Regions from separate parts of the Homo sapiens genome. Here region 2 is linked to region 1. A link is a loop called in an ENCODE intact Hi-C map of the cell type or tissue named here. Cell type or tissue: K562. All regions are shown on one strand. Links, peaks and the distances in the headings refer to the core of each region. The heading gives the core; the rest is flanking DNA. Region 1 overlaps IL20RB (interleukin 20 receptor subunit beta). Region 2 overlaps STAG1 (STAG1 cohesin complex component).

What was found. Hi-C counts contacts between places; a loop is a spot of excess contacts. Peaks named below come from ENCODE experiments on the same cell type or tissue, not always from the same donor. Only the 100,000 strongest peaks of a DNase experiment are listed, where the experiment ranks them.
Region 2: it touches region 1 in a loop (7-fold over the local background); 2 of 110 quality-filtered maps call a loop at or near these places.

What each region holds. Positions count from the first base shown.
Region 1 is chr3:137,010,651-137,017,822 of GRCh38, forward strand. It overlaps IL20RB (interleukin 20 receptor subunit beta), which reads left to right. Exons shown (of 7, transcript NM_144717.4): 7 at 1-435. Among named protein-coding and RNA genes, the nearest start is that of IL20RB-AS1, 32 kb to the left of the region's middle. RefSeq lists a cis regulatory region at 3,128-4,140. In K562, for the core only: a CTCF peak has its summit at 3,417 (motif pointing left); DNase peaks (open chromatin) are centred at 3,391 and 3,861; H3K4me3 peaks cover 496 bases.
Region 2 is chr3:136,616,120-136,618,619 of GRCh38, forward strand. The region is part of intron 3 of STAG1 (STAG1 cohesin complex component); the gene reads right to left. Among named protein-coding and RNA genes, the nearest start is that of STAG1, 140 kb to the right of the region's middle. In K562, for the core only: a CTCF peak has its summit at 1,218; DNase peaks (open chromatin) are centred at 230 and 1,182.

The DNA.
Region 1 (7,172 bases), core at 2,097-4,596:
TGTTTCTGGAGAGCAGGACATAAATGTATGATGAGAATGATCAAGGACTCTACACACTGGGTGGCTTGGAGAGCCCACTTTCCCAGAATAATCCTTGAGAGAAAAGGAATCATGGGAGCAATGGTGTTGAGTTCACTTCAAGCCCAATGCCGGTGCAGAGGGGAATGGCTTAGCGAGCTCTACAGTAGGTGACCTGGAGGAAGGTCACAGCCACACTGAAAATGGGATGTGCATGAACACGGAGGATCCATGAACTACTGTAAAGTGTTGACAGTGTGTGCACACTGCAGACAGCAGGTGAAATGTATGTGTGCAATGCGACGAGAATGCAGAAGTCAGTAACATGTGCATGTTTGTTGTGCTCCTTTTTTCTGTTGGTAAAGTACAGAATTCAGCAAATAAAAAGGGCCACCCTGGCCAAAAGCGGTCTTTAAAGTTCTAGTTACATTTTCAACCTCAAGTCCAGAGAGGCTCCAAAGGATACCTTTGGTCAAGAGGACTCGGGGTGGGGGTGGGGGTGGGGATGGGAGCAGCGGAGGAGCAGCCCCAGAAGTCCAGAGCCCAGGGCTGCCTGGTTGGGGGCAGCCTCTGGCTGCATGAGAACCCCAACTGAGGCAGCTGGCATAAGCTTCGCCTGGTTAGGTGCTCCTAAGCCTTTCCTGTTGGCCCCACCCCACAGGAAATCCCTGGGGAACCCTCTTTTCCTTGACAGCTTACTCAGGGTATCCCCAGCCCCTCTTAGTCTGCTCATTTAGGACCTACCTCTGGAAGCTTCTACCCACCCCTTTGCCCCACCAGGTGAAGAAAAGAGCCAACCACAGAGAAGGAATGATGGGAGGAAACTTCTTGAGGGGTGAAGGGATTGATGGGCAGGGCCTGCGCCTTGCTTTCTAACCCCCTCGAAGCTCTGGAGCCTCCAAGTTGGTTTATCTTCACCCTCACTTCCTGGGCCCTTTCCAGCCAGCCCAGTGGTGGGACAGTCTAACTGCATCAACTGGGTGTTTCCCCAGAGGCCCACAGCCCTTCACCACCTGGAGGGGTCTCTCCAGGAGCATGAGATCGCTCAAGACCCGTTCCTTCTTTTCCTTTGTGTTATTTTGTATGCTTCTCTGTGTTGTTCGTTAGAGGGTGTGTGCTAATTTTATATTTGACCTAAACTAGAAACACACTTTCAGTTTGCAAAAACAAAGACCATATTACTATTCCAGTCATCACCCTCCCTCCTCTCTCTTCCTGCCCCCTTATGGTGGGGTGGTGGGGGGCACTATCCTTCTGTCACAGCCCAGGCGCAGAACTGAGAAAGGACCCTGACCTCCATCTGCTTGAGTCTCTCACAACTATTCCCAGTGCCCATCCATTTTTTGGCATCTATAGGTACACAGAGATTTCTCTTGATTCTTCTGTTGTCTCCCCTTGCCCTGAATGTGCATTTATGGAGCCCCAGCCATGCACCCGACCTGCCAGCCCCCATTGGTGGAGGGGCTGCCTCCTCTACAGCTGGCTGTTCCCTCTCCCCTGGAGCACTTCTATCCCAAGTCCCCAGGCCTCCTCCCTGCCCCTCCAATGCATTTATCCCTACATCTGGACACTTACATGAGTGAAAAGGAATGTGATTAGTAATTACGGCAGGACCACAGCTGTAAATCGGGACTCCTCTGGGCAAACCAGGAGCCAGGTCACTCTCATCATAAGGCACAGCTTCCTGCCACATTCTTTTTCTAGAAGCTCCAACCCTCCAGATGCCCAGTCACTGAGTCCAGGGGCTCAGGCTCAGCACTACTGGCTTGCTTTGTTTTCACAGTTTCTCATTGAGTCCTGTGGGAATTGGGGGAAGTACTTGTGTGTGTGTGTTGTGGGGGGATAAGTATTTGGGAGCAGCCTAGAGTGGCTTCTGCTGTTTCACTGAAGACTGTCTCTTGCAGGCCAACCCAGTAGAGTCCCCTGAGCCCCCAGAATCAAGCCCAGCTTTCTTAGTCCTGCCTTTAGGGTGCAACTGCCAGGGTCCAGTGAATAAAATCCCTGCTCCATGAGGCTTACATTCCAATGGGGTAAGGGAGAAATAATAACACAATAACAGTATTATTATTCAGTGAATTATTTAGTATATTGGGAGTTTGTAAGTCACGGTAAAATGAAAAAGTAGAGCAGAAAACGGGGGCTGGGGGCAGGTTGCAGCCTCTTCAAAATGAAAGTGGATGGAAACAATGGACCCAGAACTACCTGTCAGATAAGTCCCTGCATAGCCACATGGTGTGAGATATTATGAGAGATTCTAGAACAAAGTAATTTGGCAACAAATCCGTAGGTGTATGTAGTCTAAAACAAAAACTTTATTGAGTATTTATCCCTTTGTATTGATAGTGTATTTTTGCAACTATTATCTTATCAGATAAAGCAAGTAAATAATATATATTTTGTATATTTTGATAAGAATCTAGATTTTAGGATTAGTGACAAGGAAGGCTAATTTTAGGATCCCAAATTTGACTAAGAACAGGGCACTGTTGGAACTGAATCAAACATATTAATATGAAGTCATGTCTTTATGAAACATGACATTAAAAATATTTTGACTTTTTTCCACTGAAATGGCCCAGGAGAAATGTCACCTCCACAATGCATCTTAATGCTAAGATTTTGGTTTCTAGTGTTAGTTTTCTCCCAAAGGAGCCAAAGTTTCTTGGAGCAGTAATGGATGCCATGTCAGTTTGGAGTTGAAAGGTACAAGGTAATCTTAAAACACCTATACCTTTTTGAGACAGAAAGCAAAGCATTAAATAAGGGTCATTCAAAATTACACAAGGAACAATCTATACAGGGCTCCTCCTGGCCAAAGTTGGGACAATATAAGCACCAGAAGGAGAATATTGGCTGGCACAATTGATACCATATATTTGAAAAGTCATCAGTCCATGACACCCAAGAAGAGCGAAGCTACCATAATGCATTCTCAGAGAAGATGAATCTAATAGAATGCATTTCTACTTGTTATTCAATCGTGTTGGGCTTATCGACTCGTTTATCGTGTCAATGAGGAATACCAGTAAATGTAAATCCATCAGTCAGAAGGCATTTTTTCTCCTCTAAAGGCTCCTCTCCGCCCCTTAACGTCCAGTCTTTCCCCACTTGGCTCTCCCTGTCCTGTCAAGGGGTTCGGTGGAAAAGTCTTTTAAGTTCCCTTCACAGAAGAATTGTAGACTCTGCCGGTCTAGTCTCTGGGCCAACCCTCCCCGTCTCTTTAGTAAAGATGTTTTTTATTATTTTCCTTGTGCCGTGTATTATCCTTAGGCTAGAGTAACTTTCCGGGCCTGCAGACCTCTTGGTTTCCTTTCAATCTGGAGGACTTGATCCCATGGCCAGCTTCGGAGCTCACCAGGAGGGGAAGACCCATTACATCCACGGGCGTCTGGCGCCACCTTGTGGTCAGTGCTGAAAATGTTTTCTGTTCCCACTCGCAATGAAACTCCCTGGGCTTCCTGGATGAAGAAAGGAAAGCTCAGGTCGGTTTCCTAGAATAATAACTCAGTTACACAGTTTCCACGGGCTTGGTCCTTAACAAACCTCCACTGTCACTGGTGGAGTTAGAATTTAGCAGCCACCTTCTCCTCGCTCTGTGTCTGTATCTGTCCCGAGCTCATGGTTTGGGGCTTCACGCTGTACCCACGGCTCTCGCTCTTTTCTGGGACCTTGGCCTCTCGCACTCTCCTGTCTGTTGATCTTTCCACCATGCTGCCATTCCCTACCTCTCGGAAATAGACTTTTTTTGGATGTCTTTTTGTTTTCCTTCTGTGTGACCTATTTGTAGGATCCCTTTACTAGACTGACTTTCCAGGAGTGTTCCTCAGCCCCCGCACAGATCAGTAGGGAGGAGCCTGCCTGCTGCTTGCTCATGCTAAACCAGCGTGCTGCCCAGCCTGTGAAGTTTGGAACTGGAACACTAGAGTTGGCCCCAAATTACAGCTTTCTCTTCTGGCTCCTGGGACTCCCAGTTTCTTCAGCAACAACAACAAAACCTGGAAAAACGTATCCTTGCCAGAGGTGGGAGAATGAGGCTCACAAAAGGAAAACACGGACCTTTCTTGTCTCCCCCAGTGAGAGGTTGCAAGATCAGGTTGTAAAACCCCATTAAGGAGGACCTTAGAGGAAGAACTGAGCAAGGAGCCTTCTCAGGTGCCTGCAAACATCTCCAAGAGCAAAAGTATAAATCCTCATATTGTGGAGGAGGTACATGTTCCTGGTTCCTTCACTGGACCTCACTGAGAAAATTAAACAAACAACAACAACAACAACTACGTTAAAAAACAACCCCACAAAAACAAAAAAACAAAAACAAAAAAAACCCTGGTGGCCGGGCGCGGTGGCTCACGCCTGTAATTCCAGCACTTTGGGAGGCCGAGGCGGGTGGATCACCTTAGGTCAGGAGTTCGAGACCAGCCTGACTAACATGGTGAAACCCCGTCTCTACTAAAAATACAAAAATCAGCCGGATGTAGTGGCAGGCGCCTGTAATCCCAGCTACTCGGGAGACTGAGGCAGGAGAATCCCTTGAACCCGGGAGGCAGAGGTTGCAGTGAGCTGAGATCCCGCCATTGCACTCCAGCCTGGTCAACAGAGCGAGACTCCGTCTCAAACAAACAAACAAACAAAAAAACCATCCTGGCGTTTGGAGAAATGAGTGCCTGAACAAACCTCAGTAACTTCTAAATTTTGCCTCTGTACCTAAAACAGCTCCTCTAGGAAGTGGCCACATGCCTCCAAATTTCCTGGAGATGCCAGCCAGTCTTCTATGAAATTGCCTCAGTATAAGATTAGGCCTACAAAACATCATCTTGAGTTTCTGGCCCTAGGAGATCACAGCCCAGAAAGTAGGCCCCTCTGATGTCATCCCACCTGCATCAATCACGAGGACAAGCTTTCCCAGGTGAAATCATTTCATTGACATTAACTGCTCACTGTCTCACTTGAACTTTTTTTTTTTTTTTTTGAGATGGAGTCTTGCTCTGTCAACCAGGCTGGAGTGCAGTGGTGCTATCTTGGCTCACTGCAACCTCCGCTTCCCCGCTTCAAGCGATTCTACTGTCTCAGCCTCCTGGGTAGCTGGGATTACAGGCACCTGGCACCATGCCCAGCTAATTTTTGTATTTTTAGTAGAGACAGGGTTTCGCCGTGTTGGCCAGGCTGGTCTTGAACTCCTGACCTCAGGTGATCCGCCTGCCTCAGCCTCCCAAAGTGCTGGGATTACAGGCATGAGCCACTGCGCCCTGCCTCACTTGAACTTTTGAGTCTTGCAATTGGAAATAGATCAAAATGGAATAGTTTTCCCCTTTTCTTGGCCTCACCCCAGATCAGGCCTAGATTATGGAGGGCCAGTGAGGTGGAACGCTTACTGTGTGTTTTTGTTTTTGTTTTTGTTTTTAGACAGGGGTCTTGCTCTGTCACCCAGGCTGGAGTGCAGTGGCGTGATCTTAGCTCACTGCAACCTCCATCTCCCGGGTTCAAGCGTTTCTCCTGCCTCAGCCTCCCAAGTAGCTGGGATTACAGGCACCTGCCACCACACCTGGCTAGTTTTTGTATTTTTAGTAGAGACAACGTTTCCCAATGTTGCCCAGGCTGGTCTCGAACTCCTGGCTTCAAGTGATCTGCCCGCCTCGGCCTCCCAAAGTGCTGGGATTGCAGGCGTGAGCCACCGCCTGTGTTTTAAATGAAGAGTTTCAGTTTAGCTGATGGCAGCAAATAGAAGCTGAAATTTAAATACAAGTAACATTAAGTAACATCTCCCTCTGTTGCAACTTTGGGTTGACAAAGGCAAGGCTCAGGTTAAAGAACTGATAAAAACTTGGTCATGAGGTGTGGGTCTCATCATGTTGCTTAAAAACAAAAAGCCCAGCTTCCAGAGATGTGCATGGTGTTGATTGTGGCAGAGGGTATGAGAAAGTGGGGCCCACTCTTTTCTTTGGCTAATGACTCATTTAAAAACTCATTTGTCACCTAAAACATTTATTCCAAAATTGGGATTTTTAAATTAAATGCTATTTAAAACTTCAGAAAGGAATTAAAAACTTGATAATTGAAACAGGTGATATGTCAATTCACCTTTTAAATTCAAATAATATAGTTCAGAATAAATCATAAAATTTGGGAAGAATTTGGATTTCTTCACCAACACTAAATAGCTATTGCATAAGTGTGTGCTGTAATTGTAAACACTGGTGTATTTTACAAACTGGTTTTATTGGAATCCATGTAGTCTGAAAATTGTATGATTCTGTAAAAAAGTTTCCACTTGAACTTTCTGAGAACGGTTTAAAGGTGAAATAATCTGATACACTTCTCTGTCAATAAAAAATAAATCATGATATAATTGGACATATCTGCTCATGTGTTTTTTTTTTAGATGGAGTCTCTCTCTGTTGCACAGGCTGGAGTGTGGTGGCACCATCATGACTCACTGCAACCTCCATCTCCTGGGTTCAAGCAATTCTCCTGCCTCAGCCTCCAGAGTAGCTGGGATTACAGGTGCTTATGTATTTTTTTTTCTTTTTCTTTTTTTCATTATACTTTAAGTTCTAGGGTACATGTGCACAACGTGCAGGTCTGTTACATATGTATACATGTGCCATGTTGATGTGCTGCACCCAGTAACTCGTCATTTAACATTAGGTATATCTCCTAAAGCTATCCCTCCCCCCTTCCCCCACCCCACAACAGGCCCCCAGTGTGATGTTCTCCTTCTGTGTCCAAGTGTTCTCATTGTTCAATTCCCACCTATGAGTGAGAACATGTGGTGTTTGGTTTTTTGTCCTTGTGATAGCTTGCTGAGAATGATGGTTTCCAGCTTCATCCATGTCCCTACAAAGGACATGAACTCATCCTTTTTCATGGCTGCATAGTATTCCATGGTGTATATGTGCCACATTTTCTTAATCCAGTCTATCATTGATGGACATTTGGGTTGGTTCCAAGTCTTTGCTATTGTGAATAGTGCCTCAGTAAACATACGTGTACATGTGTCTTTATAGCAGCATGATTTATAATCTTTTGGGTATATACCCAGTAATGGGATTGCTGAGTCAAATGGTATTTCTAGTTCTAGATCCTTGAGGAATCGCCACACTGTCTTCCACAATGGTTGAACTAGTTTACAGTCCCACCAACAGTGTAAAAGTGTTCCT
Region 2 (2,500 bases), core at 1-2,500, 400 kb before region 1:
GTAGCCAGGCATGGTGGTGGGCACCTGTCGTCCCAGCTACTCGGGAGGCTGAGGCAGGAGAATGGCATGAACCTGGGAGGCGGAACTTGCAGTGAGCCGAGATCGCGCCACTGCACTCCAGCCTGGGCGACAGAGCAAGACTCCGTCTCAAAAAAAAAAAAAAAGTCATCAGACCTCAAATTTCAATAGATAAAGGAGACAGGACAAGAGACTTGGAGATGAGGAAATGTAACAATGACTCAGGTCTTAATTCTGTGTTCTTGGAACTGTGGTAGTCTTTAACATAATTAAGGAAGTCAGAACTAAAAACTAGTCTAGTCAGTAGAAGAAAATTCTAAATGAAAAATTAAGAAAACAACAAAGACAGCTTAAAAAGAAGTCCAACTAATATACTTCCTAAAGTGATCACAAAAGAGTGCACATTTAAGCTCCAAAAAAATTTTTTATAGAGATCTTTGTTTCTTAGAAAAATAAAAATAGAAAAAGTAGTACAGAAAATTATAAATAGGCTGGGCCCAGTGCCTCATGCCTGTAATCCAGCACTTTAGGAGTCCTACTGGGCAGACTGCTTGAGCCGAGGAGTTTGAGACCAGCCTGGGCAACATGACGAAACCTTGCCTCTACAAAAACTTAGCCGGTGTGGTGATGCATGACTGTAGTCCCACTCCAAAGGCTGAGGTGGGAGAATCACTTGAACCTGGGAAATCGAATCTGTGGTGAGCTGTGATCATACCACCTTTATTCACAAATAATGAACAATATAGAAAGTACTGATTTAAACTTCACCACTTAAAAATTAGAAAAGACTTAACCATTATAAGCAGTAACATAGCATATACCCATATATTTTGCTGTGTGAAAGGCAATAATATATGTCAAAAGCTTTCAAAACAAACAGCATATACTAACAAACTTCACTTCTAGAAATTTAGGATTAAAAAAAACAATGGCTATACAGCAAAACTTACTTGCAAAACAGTTCATGTCAGCATGGTTTAGAATAGTTAAGAATTTTTAACATAAATGCTCAACATGGCACCAACTCTGCAATTGGTTTGTCAGTGTCCCACATTAACTCCCTGGGCCTGGTCATTCAGTTTCCAGCCTCTGCTGAGTCCCTCATACTATTCCAAGTGTAGCAGGGGAAATTGAGAGGCCCTTCCTCAAGCTCTGGTCTTAATGGAGGTACAAGGGAGACATCTACAGGGAACCATGAGATCATTGGTGTTGGAAATGCTAAGTCAGTCCTTCTTTAGGCTGGATGTTGGTAGTGGTCATCACAAAGTCCATATATTTTATATCCAGGCCTTCACCTGGCCTATGGACTTATACCCATGTGCCTGGTTTATCAGTTCAATGGTTCTTCAGCCCATTACAGATAAGGAGCTATACTGAAGATCAAGGAGGAACCACTGGAGTCTGAATGTTCCTGAAAGATTGACTTAGTCCTAGCTTAGTCCTCATAAAACCTGGTAACAACAGGGTTGGTACTTTTACTCTCTATTTTACAGGAGTTATAACAGATTGTTAAAGGACAACCAAGAAAGGACAAAAGAAGTGACAGTCAGAGGTTGAGAGGAGCCAGAAAAAATCTAGCAGACATCTGCCACCACATTGTAACATGGTGGTTCCTATCACAACGCTGGGTCAAAAAGAGATTGATTTGATTTATAATGCTAAACCAAGAGGGTGGGCAAATAAAAATTTTGGTATTTAAAAGAAAAAAAAACTTTGGAATTTGAATATTATGAAATTCCCAACAGTCTACATTAAACTACCAAATAATTTTAAAGATCCAATTTTTATAAGTGACCTGTTAACTTACCCTTCTGGTACTCATTAATCTTTTGTTGTGCATTCTCCATCTTCTATGTATGAATAGACATTTAAAAATAAAAACTGTATCTTTTTATTGTTAGATATGAGTTCTAAATTTCTTTTCAAAGAAAAGTATGTTCAATTCTTTGCCTTCTACTTTTAAACTTAACTTCCTCATAAAGCAACCTTTTCCAATTACCTGCTCCACCCTGACTCATTCCAATCACCTGCTCCACCCTGACTCATTCCGATCACCTGCTCTGTCATAACCATTTTTCCCACCAAACCACTCACCCCGTCACTCTCTTTAAATTAGCCAATCGGAATTAGTTTAGCCTGGGTGGTCTAACCCTAGCCAATAAGGGAATGACACAGCAGCAGGCGCCACATGCGTCAGGGATAAGAACCCCTTCCCCTCCCTTGTCCAAGTGTGCACTCACCATTGTTCCATCTGTAAGGGCGCACCCTTCTATAGAAGTACCTTGCCTTGCTGAGAATTAAAAGAACATTTTATATTCAAGTGCTATTTCTTTTGCAGCACTGAAACTTTATATACAACATTATTTACCTCTCCTACTCAGCCTATGCAAATATGAAAGTTAAATAATGTTGAGAATATAGAAGTGCTGGTTCTCACTAAGAGAAAAAAATCCATAATAAAACACGAGAGACTAAAGAGGGG